Regions from separate parts of the Homo sapiens genome. Here region 2 is linked to region 1. A link is a loop called in an ENCODE intact Hi-C map of the cell type or tissue named here. Cell type or tissue: A673. All regions are shown on one strand. Links, peaks and the distances in the headings refer to the core of each region. The heading gives the core; the rest is flanking DNA.

Region 1 (8,054 bases), core at 2,284-6,283:
GGGTCTAGCTGTCTCTAATCATTTTAGCTGTTGCTTTAATGAATGTCAAATTGCCACAATCTCCCCAGATTTCAGTCAGGAAGACCTTCTGATGAGTCTTTTACCTTGTTTTCTTTCAACACAGCAGGAATTGTAATGAAGAAATTAAATCATTCTTCATAGACAATAGGAATAGGGTCCCCAAAGCTTTTATGACTTGCTGTCCTCTTGGCAACAGCATTAACTGAGTTTCAGATTTGAGTTAACATTTTGAGAGATTGCTTTTTGAGGATAAAAATAAGGCTCTGAAATAACAATATCTTTCAAATGAATACAAATACCCATATCTCTGTATTACTCAATAATTTAAGACACAATTCTATAGAAATATACAGGCACAATGAAACTTTTGTTTACAATTAAGAAAAGGATGAAAGATACTTCATTTTTGGTATGAAAATATTTATTGAGTGTTTATTATGTGTGAGGGATTGTGGTCAGTGCCAAGTATATAATTGAACAGAACAAATATGCCTGCTTTTATAAAGTCTATATTTATTGTAATGGGGATACTGAAATCTTAATAGGCAGTGATAAAACAGAGTGATAAAAGCTGTGATAGAGGAAATAGATGTAAGGCTCCATGGGATACTAAGGAAGGGCACCACTCAGCACCACTGAACCTGGATCTGGAGCTCACAGAAGGCTTTCTGCAGGAGGTGACAGATTAGCTGAAATTTGACCAATGGCTAGAAGTGTGCTCTAGCAAAGAACATGTAAGAAGATTCAAGAGAGCACAGGGAGCAAAGATACTGAATGCAACACAGTAGGACTGAATGATGGTGGTGAAAGCGATGGTTCTGATGGTAGAGACGCGTGTAGAGAGATCTGCATGCCTAAGCATATTGTAAGATGGGTTAGGGTGACTGGATTTTAACCTGATGCCAGAAGCTGGTATTGAAAGGGTGAGAATGGAATTACTAAATTTACTTTAGGAAGATCAGTCAAATCATTAAGCAACAGATGACAAGCCGAGTGTTCAGTACCTCAAGTCTTAGGGAACACACAACACATGTTTAGATTTAGATTCAGATTCAATAGAAATGGACTTCTGTTTTTAACAGGAAGGAAATCTAGATTATTTGACAGACCTCTGGATAAAACTGAAAGTCTCCCTCATCATTAGATCACGGGTGTTCTGGCAAGGAGTTAAGAACTTCTCAGAGGCCAGAAGCTATGTGAAAGTGAGCACCCAGTCAGAAAAGTGGAGCGATGAGGCCAGCTGTTAGAATGTTTGCCAAATCCGGGTGGCTTGATTTTTTTGCTTTTTTGTGTCCCACAGAGCATAGGAGGTGTGAGAAAAAGCTTAGGGCCTATTAAATATGAGAATTATAACAGGAGGCTTCATGCAAAATTGGAACTCCAAAGCCCTGTCCCTTCAGGATAAAGAATAAATAAAAACTGGAAAGAATGCTCCCTGCCTTGCTGCCCCATCACAGCAAGGAAAATCACTTATGTCAAAGTCTGATATCAGTTGAAGGAAAAAGGATATCTCTGTAGAATGTGTAACCACAGGACAGTCCTCAGGTAGGTTTGAGGTGCTGTGAGATTGGTGTGTTTAGGAAAGTGGAAGAAACAAATGGAGGAATACATCTTCAACCCAGTTTCCAAGTCATTCCTATGACTCTCTGAAGAAATATGAGTGAACAGCCCAAATCCCAAAACACAAAAAGAAACAGAATAAGAAAGCGAGAGTATTCAGAAACAGATAGTAGTATTGACATATTTAGATATTGATAGTATTAGACAAAGAACAGAAAAAAGTATACTTTGTATGTTTATGAAAATAAAATATATTATCTAAAACTGAATAAGAAGAAAGTAAGAAACAAGCAGACATGAAAAAATAGAATTTTTAGAAATGGGAAATACATTGTTTTAAAAATTAAAAGCTCAATAAATGGGTTTAATAGAAGATTGGAAACAGTATAAGAGAAAATTAGTGAATTGAAAGACAGCTGAAGAAATTGTCCAGAATAAAGTATCAAGAAACAGGGATGGAAAATATAAAAGAGAGGTTAAGAGCACAGGATACAAAGTAAGAAAGCACAGCATGAAAACTCAAATCAGAGTTCTGGAAGGAGAGGGGACAGAGAATAAGAAAGTTAAAATAGTTCAAGAAATAATGGTTATACATTTCCCAGAATTGTTAAAAGATACCAGTCCTCAAATTGCAAAAGCCTAATGAACTCACCCAAGAAGGGTGAATAACAGAAAATATATATCTAGACTAATCATAAAACTGAAGAATCAAAAATAGGTTATTTTATATTTGGTATAAAAAATTTGTTATGAGAAGTTTTACCCATATCAACATCATACTGTTTTAGTTTTAGATATTTCATAATATTACCGAAGTAATTTAATTATAATTTATTTTCTAATCATAAGATCATCTTGGGTAAAGCTCTTGATCTGCTTCATTCATTTATTTATTTATTAATATTTATGTATCATTTTATCTTACATTGTATGTAATTTTTAACTATATGACTATATGGTAATATAACTAAGACCCTGGGCTCTTAGAATAAAAAGCTATCACAAGGGTCATTTCTTGCTTTTTTTTAAATGAGAAAATAGAGGACTATAGAAATGAAATATTGCTTTTGGTATTACAAAGCCAGTTAATAGCTCCTGAATTCTAAATAAGCAATCATTCTAGATGACTAATGCCTGGTTGGTACCATTTTTCTTCTTTAGTTGATGAAGGGAAATATCCTAGTTTAAGTTACAACACTGTTAAGGCTCGCATGACAGACAAAACGTTCTTTGCTGAAATAGTGTTAGTAAAACTTAAGTAAAATTGGAGTCTTTAAAAATCAGAAGTTCAAGGGCACAGTGGGAAAAAAGGTTGCTCTTTTTGGCTCAGAGTCACAAATTGCATTTTAGTTAACCACTAAATAATAATATTGAATGTAGGATTGCTATTACAATTCACAGAAACTCCTTTCCCCAAGACTACTGAGAACAGACTGAACGAAAGTACTCTCTTCCAAGAGGGACAATGCTTTTAGAAGATGTAGCTCTGTTCCATATGGACTACATTTTATTTATAAATTACATTTATATTCTAAATTAAGAAATTGTATGTTCCATGCAATTGATCAGATACCATAATAACTTCTGTCTTCTTGATGTACCTGGCCTGAATATTAATGGGAACATTAACACCCTTGTTTTTTTTTTAGCCTCCAATGCTGTATAAGCTCTATACGCCTAATAATGGCTCCTAATTTGTTTTTTAAAAAACTATAATTCTTATTTTCCGTAATTGCTAGGCTCTTTTAATTTAATGTATGTTACACATCTTCACAATTTCATTTAGGTGAATGGCGAAAATTTAAAAGAAAAAGAAATGTTTTTTATGCCGTAAGACAAATTATGCTGTAAGGAAGCAATGCTGTAGAGGGATAGAAGAATATAGGTACAGTGGTTCTGGATCTACATATTAAAGGAAAGTCTGCATGTGATCTTGTAAGTGTCAAAGCAAAGCCACTTTACACAATTATGCAGGTACTCACACTAACTCTTATGTACCTGTCAGTAACTCAGGGAAGCATTTTACTAGGAGAGAACTTTTTTTCACGAAATCCCACATATAGCTGTCTTTACAAAGTCCATGCCTTTGCTAGGACAAAGAATGAGTAAAGGTGACCTCTGCACACAAAATGAATTAGAAAATTTCCCCTCAAAGCTGGATGATAACATTATTTTCCTGTATGTTGATGTTGTTGATAGCTGCCTACGATCACCCATGCCACTAGATGGCAGCAGCACTCTTTCATTCTAAGACTTCTTTTCTTTTCTTTTTTTTTAAATCTCACTCTCCTGGATAGTTGTTCTCAGCTCTGCTGTGCGATGATTTAAACAACGCTTTGATGCTGTAGGATGTTGGTGTTCACAAATAAGGTCTATCCTTTTCTTTTTTCTGAAAAGATAATATACTGCTTTTTCAAAGTCAATTAACACTTAGGGCAAAGGAAATGGGGAAAGCAAAAGGTCACTTTCTAAAGGGTTGCCTTGAAACCTTTTGGTAAAATTCAGGTGTCATCCAGGAATTGCAAATCACTGGGAAAAGAAAAGAAATAATAATTAGTTCATTTGTTTCTTGATAACTCCCAATAAGATGGCTTAATACGACTTTTCTGCTTTATTTCCTAGTAATGCCCATGGGGTGCTCAGAGTGCCGGCTGGTAATTTTTATGTCTTGAAGTCATGAGGGCAATTGGGATGCTTTTGGGCCAATTTATGCATCAGGACAGGGGTGATGGAGAGAATGGCTAAGATCTCTGGACTGCACTGTGGTTGAATACGCTTTACAAAAGAGAATTGTCCAGAGAGTGGCATGAGACAGGGAGGAGTGAGTAACTTCCTCAGAAAGGTGATAGACCGAAGGACAAAAACGATAAGACTTTCTTCTACAAACAATCAGCCTCCATTCCAACCTCCAAACAATGCTAAGTGAACCTAAGCTTCAGGGTCAGTAAAATAAGGATGCATAAGTTTGGAGCTACTTCATGTTTTGACCTCAGATGCACTTTGAAAATTTAGATAGTTCACCAGATGAATGTCTCAGAACATAACAGCTCAAGGTTTTAATAACTCACTTGAATTTCATTTAGAAAACATGCCTGGACACCCAGGAAACAATAAGCAGATATTAAAAAGTAACCAAATGCATTGCAAATGAAGTTATTAACAAACTGACTTTTAAATTTACTGCTGCTGGCAGGGTGCCCGTCTGGACAGGTCGAGTCAGGGCTGTGCACGGCTCACGCCTCTTGCAGCATGCCTCACCGTTGAGATCGCAGTCACAGTTCTTTCCTATCTTTTTATATCTATTTTAATATAAAAAGGCCTTCACTCGGTTTAATAACCTTTTCCTTCTTGAATAAGGAGTTTCTGTTTGCAATCACATGAATAGAAAAAGACCTGCTCCAGAAACTCTGGGAGATTATTGCATGCCTAGCTGCAAAAATAAGGTTTTGAAAGAGCAGAAGGGATGGAATAACTAAATAATGAGCAAATTCTTGGGAGGTAAATTATTATTCGGGATTTTTGAACTGGTCTTTTATAAAAGGAAATAATAATAATTACAATCCTGCAAATACTGTTGCCTGGTGGGAGACAACAGTAGCTTTGCTGGAGAGGCCGCTTGGCGCCTGCACTTTGTTCTCCTCCCACATCGCAGCCTGAAACATTATAAACCCAGGAAAAGACCCGCATTCACCCAATGAGCAATGTCTCCTTGCTTTGATTGTGTGTACGTTTCAAACCATAAAGGGATGGCATGATAACGTATTGCTTTTCACCTATAGGGGTCAGGGTAAAGTTTGAGGCTGCAGTTAAATGATGTGGGTAGATTCAAAGTACAAGGTTTCATCATTAGATATATTTTTGTTGGGGTGTGGGTGTCATCCGAACTTCCACAGGTCAAAACTGGCAATCGAATAATTGAAATTAATAAAAAAGCCAAGGAGAGGATGCGTTGGAAGCTGTACTCATAGGTCAGATCTGCCTCTCCAGTTCTAATATTTCCACTAGAATTTTTCGCTTCACTAAGCCTTGGCTTTTGACCTTCTCCACCGCTTCTTTTCATATCTAATAGGACCAACTTTATTCCCAGTTCTCTAAATTATTAATGATAACAAATACCTCCCTTTGTATTCAGTTGGAGATTTTAGCCGCATTTTGACAGAGAAGTTTAAAAGTCAGAGCTGGTAAGAACCACTGGGAAGGTCTGGTAGAAGGGGATGAGTGGGGAGGAGTGATTTTTTTCCTGCCGTCATCAGGCTCTCTTGGCCAGGGAAGCAGTGGTTGATCTGAGTGAGAGCAGTGCTTAGTGTGCTCTTGACCTATTTCTGGTCTGACCGCGTTCTCTCTCTCTGCTGTCATGAAGAACTTCTGTGTCTGTCTTCCCCTCAGCTTCCCCATCAGCACATTCACTATATGTGACACAAGATTGTCACCAGAATCAGCCTGGGCTTCCCCTTGTCAAAAGGACCCTCAGCACCTAAGCCCCTCTTCCAAAGAGACTCAGCCTCTGGCAGGTGTTACCAGCTAAAATTGAGTTTCGTGGCAGCTGCTTCTGGAACCTCAGAGACAGTGCTGCATGCCCGCAACAGGGGGACCATGAGAAGCCTGCGCATCCTGTGCACATGAGCCAATTGCCGCTGCTCCCTCTGGAGGATGTGGTTGCTTGAAAATAAAAGTTCCTTTCGCTTGTGTGAAAAAATGTGTTTTTTTCCTTTGCTTGTTTACTTAGTTTTCACCATTTAAAAATCATGCAGCATCTTCATTAAGGGGTAAACGTACAAAACATTACTCCTACTTGCATTTTTCTTTAGGTGCCAACACACCTCAGCAAGCTTTCAGACAACAGTCACCTAGCAACTACTTTTTCATACATTAAATGATTTCAAACTCTCACATTTCCCTCCACAAGAGCTGTATATTTTGCCTTTTCTTTCCATCTTACAGCTCAAGGAAAGAGCAAACAAGAATGAGAAAGTATATTGTTTAATCACAAAATATCAGTTTCAAACGATTGCTTTTAAATATATAAATATTTTCTGTAATAGTTTGCTAATCCATTTCTGACTTTCTATTTAAGTGGCAAGATATTAGTTAGAATTAGGTTCCACTGAAAGTGACAAAAACACTAAAGTTTAGTGGGTTTAACGAGAAAGAAATGGAAATGCAGTCCTTGGCTTGTGCCCCAGTGCCAGCATCCCTGGGAATCCAGGTTCATCTCTCCTGACTGATCTGCCATCCTCAACATGCAGTGACTGTGTCTTTGTCAGAGATGGCAGGGCCGGATTTTGTATCCTCATTTCAGGCAGCAGGAAGAAGAAAAGAGAAGTAAAAAGACATGCTACCTCACTTCTTTTATTTTTATTTTTTTGAGACAGTGTTTCACTCTGCCACCCAGGCTGGAGTGCAGTGGCGCGATCTCGGCTCACTGCAACCTCTGCCTTCTGGTTTCAAGTGGTTCTCCTGCCTCAGCCTCCCGAGTAGCTAGGATTACAGGCATGTGCCACTACACCCAGGTAATTTTTGTATTTTTAGTAGAGATGGGGTTTCACCATGTTGGTCAAGCTGGTCTTGAACTCCTGACCTCAGGTGATCCTCCTGCTTTGGCCTCTCAAAGTGCTGGGATTATAGGCATGAGCCACCGCATCTGGCCCATGCTCCCTCTTTAAGGTGACTTCCTAGTGGTTTCACCAATTGCTTCCACCTATATTCCACTGGCCAGGACTTAGTCATAGGGCCACACTTAGCTTCAAGATGGTCTTTATTTTGTGCTTTCGTGTGACCAACTAATATGCAGGGTTTCCATCACTGCATCAATAAGGAAGACGAAGATGGATACTGGAGAACACCTAATAGTCTCTGCCACAGGTCAAATATTAAAATTTAGGTAAACTGCAAAATTTATATTGCATCACTAACTCTTTTTTTCTTTCCAGAAGAAGGAATGCTTTCTTCTCTTGAGAGCAACAGATAACTTATTTAACAGAGGTGAAAATGTAAATGTTATTTGAGTTGTAATTGTTAGCAGGTTCTGAAAACATCCTAGAGGATTAACTACAGTCTTAAAGCACATGAACAATATTGGAACATGATCGTGCTATTTGTCACCCTGGGGAATCTGGAGTAAGGCTCATGTTGGTGGCCAACCAAGGCTATTTTTATTAAATAGTGTCCAAAAAAGTATATCTGTATCCTAGCACTGGAGGCAAGGTTGTAGAGTACCAATCATTAAAAGAAAACTTATCTAAACTGAGGAAAGTGTGCTGAAAAGCATCTAGGGGTTAGGTAAGTGCTGGTGACATTTTAATGATACACTTGGGTGGAATGAGAATGAAGACTGGAAGTTCACCCACAAAATGGGGCTCCAGGCCTTCGCCAGTTTCCCCGTTTCTTGAGTTGGCATAATCACCCCTTCGCTGGTTGAATTATTTCCCTTGGTTATATCAACACAATTAAAACATATCTAGCATATGGAGGCC
Region 2 (8,054 bases), core at 2,568-6,567, 970 kb after region 1:
ATGCTGTTGAAAACAATGGGAGCAGCTGACCCCGTATGCCTCTTCGCTTTTCGTGTGCTTTTTTCTACACCTAGGTTTATGCATATGGCCCAAAAAATTATACATCTGCCAAGCGAGAAACATAACAGGAGGATATTTAACTCCATTAAAAACTGAATGTTCATTATTATTTATAAATCATATATCCTTAAATGCAATTCAACATACATGACGAAAGGTGACAAATGTATACATACCTAATATTTCTGGAGTATAGTCAAGACAAGTAACGATTAGAAGACTAATCCTTAGAATAACTCTATGCTATTTATTTAGACAACATTTTACACTTTTAAAAAACATTATTTTTCTTTCATTGACAAATAACATACTATTTAAAGTGGAAAATTCAGAATTTTTAGAGTCACTCAAAAGCTTTGAACATGCAAACCTATCAGAGATCACACAATATTTTCCTAGCATAAATCGTTTCATATTATTTTTAGGATTTGTATATTTGAAATATAATAGTGAATAATTTTATTAGCATATACTCTACTTTTACTTAAAATTATGAAACATAGTATTTATTTCAGAGAAGACTTGTTAAAACTCAAATTAATATCTTTTTATATAACTCATAGTCTTCCTTTTTCTTTGTACTGCTAATTTTAATAGTTCAAATATAATCTCCTCATTTATCACAGTCTCTTATTCCCTTAATATTATTAATTGTTAGAAGTAATCATCCCCAAAGATTTAGTTAATTTTTCATTTTATAATTTTATCTAAAGCCTGATTGTTAACCATAAAATTAAGCATATATCATCTCTCAGAAATAGTCCACAGCAAGGTTAGAATGTGCATATTTAAATTGTGATACACTACTAATCTATGAAAGTTACAATTTGTAATAATCATACAAAAGCCAATGATGTATAGAGACTGATTTTCGTTTCCTTTATTTTATCAAATAAACAATCAGACCTTATCAGAATTTGGAAAAATAATAAAGAATATGTTTCTCACTTCTGGGAAAAGCACACCAAGGACAATAGAGATGAATGAAATTTTAAATATCAATTACCTTATTATATACGATTTCAATGTAAAAAAGCCTTGAAACATTGTTCTTCTCACTCTCAAAACAAGATTATATTAAAAATGCTGATATAGTGTTTTTTCAAAAATACCGATGAACTCCTGTCATAACACAAGAGATCTCCAGTGGCATTTAACTCAGTAAAATAACTAAAAACCTCCTACCGACTGCAATGATAGCACCTCCTCAGCGGGTGACTTTTCACCCCTTCTTGAGCTCTGAGAATTATTCTGTCAAGAAACAAATGACAGAGACATACATATACTTGGCTGTTGTAACTGACAACAAATATCTCATTGCCTGTTTTTTTTTTTTATTGCTTTTCCTGTTGTAGAAAACAGCACTTGAGAATACAATTGAAAGATAATCTGTCCTATCATTAGAATGTGTTTTCAATTTCTAGAATTATTAATCTATTTGTAAATATCTACACAGGATCTAATCCCCTAATTTACATGCTATTCATAGATAAAGTTGGTAAAAGGAGGATAGGATGGCTACAGCACACAGAATGGAAAGAAGAACGGAGGCTGCAAAATCTACCTGATTCCCTTTATGCTTTTCTCTGAATGCCTTTCCTTTTCAAATTCAGAATACCTGACGTAAGTGCCCATTCTGTAATGTAAATTTATAAGTTAAACACTTATCTTCTCTTCTTAAAATCCAGAGAGTTAATAAATTTTTGTCTTGGGTCATGTTCCCCAGAAGTAAACCCTGAGACAAAGATTCCTATGGAAATCATCTATGCAGAATGTACTTCCAGGAGAAACCATAAGAGTGCAGGATATAGGACAAGCAAGTTGAAGCAATAGTAGCAAATCAGTAAACATTTGATACAAAAAAGCCACACCAAAATCTAATAATTTTAAATAAAAGTCATTTATTAGTCTATGATTTCCAGGGTTAGCAATTTGGGCTGGGCTCAGTGAGTGGTTGTTTTGCTGGGCTCCATCAGACTGTAGTTAGCTGCAGTCTGGTTAATCTAGGGTGGGCTTACTCACATGTCTGACCTTTGGTCTTGGCTCCTGGCTTAGGTGCTGGGACCATTTGTCTCCAGCAGATTAGTTTAGCCTTAGTCACAAGGTAATGGTTATAAGGTCCTCAAGAGGAATGAGAGAGGACAGGCCACAAAGTACAAGCACTGTTGAAGCTTCTGTCTGCATCATGTCTGCTAGTGTCTCCTAGTCAAAGCAAGTTTTATAACTCCCCAATTGGTTCACCTTGTCCACTGGCTAGATAGAGCTGATTTATCAAGAAAGAGAATTGCATGGAAAAAGAGTAATTCATGCAGAGCCAGCTGTGCAGGAGAATTGGAGTTTTATTAGTACTCAAATCAGTCTCCCCGAGAATTCAGGGATCATAGTTTTTAATATAATTTGCCAAGTAAGGACTTGGGAAGTAGGGAGTGCTGATTGGTCAGGTTGGAGACGGAATCATAGGGAGTTGAAGTGAGTTTTTCTTGCCATCTTCTGTTCCTGGATGAGATGGCAGAACTGGCTGAGCCACAGTAGATCTGGTGGTGTCAGCTGATCTATAAAGTGCAGGATCTGCAAAATATCTCAAGCACTGATCTTAGGTTTTGCAATAGTGATGTTATCCCCAGGACCAATTTGGGGAGGTTCAGACTCTTGGAGCCAGAGGCTGCATGACCCCTATACAGGAATTTCTGATCTTTCAGCTAATTTGTTAGTCCTGCAAAGGCAGACTGGTCCCCTGGCAAGAAGAGAGTATTTTCAGGAATGCTGTTATCGATTTCGTTTCAGAGTTAAACCATGAACTAAATTCCTTCCCAAAGTTCATTCGGCCTATGCCCAGGAATGAGCAAGGACGGCTTAAAGGTTATCAGCAAGATGGAGTCAGTTAGATCTGATTTCTTTCACTGTCATAATTTCCTCAGTTATAATTTTGCACAGGCGGTTTCACTTTCATAGTCAAACCACAGTCAATGTATGTAGGGATTATCCAAGGGCATAAATAAGGAAGAAGCAAATCATTTTGGGTCATTATTTCAACAATCTACCACAAGCAAAGAGCCACAAAAGGTAGCATTGACCTGAGCCAAAGGGAAATCTTAAATTTAAGTAATAGATCAGTTATGTACTGTCCTTATGCAAGTGAACTTGGCTTTCAAATTCCTGTACCAGGTAAGCACTGGTCCAGGGTGCTCTTATTATAGTAGGTAGTTAGGCCAACATGAGCAGGAGTGGAGAGGTACCCCCGCCCCCTTTACAGGAATGTTTGGCAACCACTGGGTGATGGTCAGGCAGTTGTTAAACTGTCTCTCTAAAATAATAATTGGTTGCTGCCGGTGCTAGGCAAAGGCAGTCTCCCAATAGGTAGAAAACATGTGATGCTGGCGATAAGCAGCTTCTAGATAAGATCTCAGGAGTTGGGCAAGTGGGCTCAAGCATGAGCATTAAGAGGCAAAATGGCAGAGTTTAAGTGGTATATGACCTTTCTCTAGGAACACTCGACTGGTAAGGGAAAAATGCCACAGATGGGCATGTGCACAACTTCAGTAAACACACTGTGCATGCAGCCCCTCCAAAGTCCTGGCAGGCCACTGCGCATGTGGCAGCCCATAGCAAGGAAAAATCAAGGGGAGGGGGGTGATGCAAGATCCTGGAAGCATGCCAATGTGTCAATCCCCAAGTCAAAGGTAAAACCAGGCACTTAGATCTCTCAAGTTGCCCACTTGACCCTCTTCTAAGTGCACTTTACTTCCTTTCATTCCTGCTCTAAAAGTTGTCTCATTCTCTCCTTATTCCTTATGATCTTCAGTTGAGTTCTTTCCTCTGAAGAGGCAAGAAATGAGTTGCTGTAGACTCATAAGGATTCACTGCTGCTAACACTATCTCCAGGCACTTGCAGCTAACTTCTAGAACTGACAACATGGGTCCTCAGGTGCTGGCTTTTGTAAGTGAAGGCACACATTATATGCAAAGTGAGCTATTTAAGGAAGGAGGGAGGGACTCAAAGAACAAGGTGTCTGCAGGAATCTGGACTGAGAACCAATATTGTCTGCTACAGTATCCTCTTGCATTGCTCAGATTCAATGTTTTTGGTTTGAGGATTAGTTGACATGGAGTTTTCATGATGTTGATATTCCAGGAGAAGCATAACAATAGAAGAATTATTAGAATGAGTTTCACAAATGGTACTTAGCAAAACTTGTGTTAAGCATCTCTTTCCTCCACAACCTAGTCTAGATCACTCTTTCCCACAGCTATTCTTTCTGCAGGTCCATATGACTTACTTGGTGGTAATGACGGCCCAGGCCTTCATTTCTTAGGAATATGTGCTCTTTACTATCTTTCTTAGGTAGATTGTGGTAATTGCTCATACACAGTTAAAACTGGATATGCCAGTACTAAGAAATGTCCTTGAATTATAAACATATTCTCCCTTCCTCCATTAGGTAGCAGCACACCTACCTTCTCATGAGGATTAGTGTCAATTCTCCCTGCCAGTGTGGCAACTCTTTACTTTGCCTATTATTTTCCACAAGATTTAAGCACAATATGATAAGGTAGTAGCTGTAGTCTTTGGCTTAGTGGGATCTTTATAGCGTCTCCTGATGAATGTATCTTCTCTCTGGAAACTGCGATCTTTAGACGAAAAGAACTGTAAGATTTGAAAGCAGACACCATTGATTCCCCTAGCAGGGTCACTGGGAGTGATAATAAGCAGGACCACTCGTTGCACTCCTTGCCTCCCAGATATCTATCTGTCATCAATCATTGTCACAGGTCCTATGATGTTTAGTTCAAAGTATACATCACATCTTGAAAGGCAGAACCTCATTAATACACATGATTATCTCCAAGCTGATGCCTTTAGCTACACCTTTAAGAGGAAATTTCAGTACTCTAAAAGGATGCAGCCTCTGGTGATGCTACATGTGATAGTACCAATGAATCCATAGTAACATGCCCATAGTTGCTCTCTTCCATCTTAAATTGAGCTCCTTTGTCTAAATGATGCTAGGTATAGTCTCTTGTTGGTAAATCAGGCAGCCTGTGAGCCCACAGACAATGATTTGGCCAAGACCGTGTGAGCAAAACTATTGTTGAATTTCCTTAGGAAAACTCTGATCTATTGAGTGTTATCAAGATTTCTGTGGGACAGTTTCTCTAGCTGTCACTCTGAACTGGCTGCAGATTAGAGTAATTAAATCTGTCATTATTTTTGAGACTAGAGAGCCCAGTAGCACAACATTGTCTCCTACTGTCAGCACCAACTTAGAGAAAACAGCCACTTACTGGGCTGCTCTTTGATACATTCCTTATCATCTTTGAAAATAAAATGTCTTCTGGCTCTCTTAAGGACCCTGATCATCAGGGGAGAAGATTTTGGATTTTACATAACAGAGTCACTCTATAAAGTCTACTTATGTGAGCCTTGGGAATCCCTTCTCAACATTCTATCAAGGCAAATCTGACATCTCCATTTTATTTAATACATACCATCATTGTTTCCAAGCGTCACAGAGCCATCCCCTCAGCATATTAGGATCTGATCCAGATGCCTATTCCAGTGTATTAAATCCTGAGTCGTGGATTTACTCCCACATAAAACCTCTCCCTTTCTCCCTTACTCAGCTTCACAGTCTTCTTTTACTGAACTAGATCTCTCAAGATCTGTCCCCAGTATGATTGACAGTTTCTATTGGTCATAAAACTTTGTTTTGTAGCTTCTTTGGAGATTAATTCCTTTTTGATCTTTGTAGGAGCAACATTCAATTGGATCATGCTCAGACTTAATGGCAAGGGCACTGTAATCTTTTAGCAGAAGCAAAATATGCTAATCTGTATGTTTGGTTCCCAGAATGTTAAGAAGAAACTTGAGATTCAATGTTCTTAAGAAAATACACCAAAATGTCCCTATCTCAAGTTTCAGGAGACTTACACAGCCTGCAAATTTAGCCTTCCCTAAGGTTCTTCTAGTTTTACATTAGTTCTGGGCTTGGCCTTGAAACAGCTTGCTCTCTGGCTCTGAGATAAAGGGGTTCTAACTTCTATATTGTGCCTTAAATTGCTGAGTGATTGAATTGAATTTGCCATTTTTTTTGCTTCAATAGAATTCAGCAAAAATCAATTTCTCACTTTTTATAACTATTATCTCCCCCATGTATCTCAACTGCTAGAGAGATCATGAGTTAGTGCATCCTCTTCTACCTGTATTCCATTCCACTTCGCCACAGGTGAAAGTCTTACCAGCACTGTCAGCATGTCAGAGATTATCCATATTCCATTTATCACCACAATCAGTCCTTGCTACCATCTAGCCTGTGAGAGATTGCACTTCAGAATCCTATCTTTAGGACCTGCTTTTTAGGATCACTACTGGTTTAAGTCAAGTTTCCCAGAAGCTGACCTAAGACAAATATTCACAGGCAAATGATACATTAAGAAAGTGTTCCCAGGGGATGCTGATTGGTAAGGTTGGGGAAGCAGGAGAGAGAGTGAGAAAATGACCAGCAAGGGTGCAATCTCAGGCAAAATTTAACAGGGATTAGCTTCAACCTGAACCCACAGTGGACCCTGAACTGTGAGTATGACTCAGAGTTCCCCACTCCAAGTCAAGGATGTTGGACTTTTCTACTCCTAAATTCATTGAATTGCATGCCAAGGGGGACACAAACTGCGAACACTTCCAGCTCTTTCATCTGTGGAGAAAGTTACCAAGGTAACCCAAGGGCAGACCTCCAAAAAAGAGCCTGCAGTTGATAGCTGTTGAAAGCAAACATCAACCAAAGCCTAAGTAAGGAGGGTGATGTTGAGCTGCCTGGTGGCCTAGAAGTTCATAGTGTGGTAAAAATGGATTGTCATTCCCTAATAATGTCTTAAAGAATACAAGGGCATCTCCTGTATTCCAAGTGGGAATTTATAATGCACTTGCTCATAGAAATGATATTTTAACTATTTTAAATAGAATGGGTCTAGTACTACAATTCCACATTAGCATAACATATTTGAAAAATTTGTAAACTGTTAGGAAGTACAAAATGTTATAATAATACTAATTAATATTTCTTAATTCATTATGAATGTTTCTGATGTTTGGCACAGTTACACAGCCACATTTTAAAACATTGTTTCTAAGGGAAAATGTGTTGCAAATTCTCAACCAATAATTTAGAAAAGTAAATTAACTCAACCCATTCTATTATGTTGTCTTGCTGTCAACAGATAATTTATTCTGCTATTAACCTTCACTGGTTCCAGTCAACTGACTTAAAATTGTTGGTACAACAGATTTGGCATCTTTCTTTACTAATAAAAAATTATTTTTAATAATCCTTTAAAACATATCTCATATTCTTATATACAAATATCTTTACAAACATCTTAAGAAATTCATAATTTGAGCACCTTAAAAAACACTCATTTGATTATTTCCCCCACATTCAATATTCATATTATCAAGAGGGACTACATCAAAATATCATTACTTATGCTTTTGTTTTCAATACAAGTTACATACTTATGTTTGAGAGACACAAAACCAGTATGACAACAAGACAGACCATGATTGAGAGTGTAGCACAGAGAAAAGATCATGGCTTTAAAAATTAAATAGTAAATTGTCCACACTCTTCGACCATATTTTCTCTTTTGCAAAATAAAATAATAATAGATATGCCATACCATTGTGTAGAAGAGTTATTGAGTGTATCTATATAAAGAATATGGTATGATAATTGATGCATATTATATACTCAGCATATGAAGCTCTTGTTATTGATTTAAGGCCTATACAAACTACTCATCACTCCAAGCTGTAGAAATCTGAGTCCATCGTCAACAAAAAAAGCCCTATTTTCCCAAGATAAATATTGAATGAAGTGTAGGGTCACATTGACAAAGCTTTTCATCTTACTGTTGAGATGATGTGAAATACACCACCATTTTTTACCACATATCGAGGTGATCATATATCTCAGCAGTATTTAGTTTGCAATAATAGGAAA

Evidence for each region. Peaks named below come from ENCODE experiments on the same cell type or tissue, not always from the same donor. Only the 100,000 strongest peaks of a DNase experiment are listed, where the experiment ranks them.
Region 2: it touches region 1 in a loop (2.9-fold over the local background); 2 of 110 quality-filtered maps call a loop at or near these places.

What each region holds. Positions count from the first base shown.
Region 1 is chr4:129,359,076-129,367,129 of GRCh38, forward strand. It overlaps LOC105377417 (a long non-coding RNA gene), which reads right to left. Exons shown (of 3, transcript XR_939191.3): 3 at 3,816-4,110. Among named protein-coding and RNA genes, the nearest start is that of C4orf33, 270 kb to the left of the region's middle. In A673, for the core only: a CTCF peak has its summit at 3,789 (motif pointing right); a DNase peak (open chromatin) is centred at 3,826.
Region 2 is chr4:130,332,287-130,340,340 of GRCh38, forward strand. No RefSeq gene overlaps it. Among named protein-coding and RNA genes, the nearest start is that of LINC02479, 40 kb to the right of the region's middle. In A673, for the core only: a CTCF peak has its summit at 4,506; a DNase peak (open chromatin) is centred at 4,525.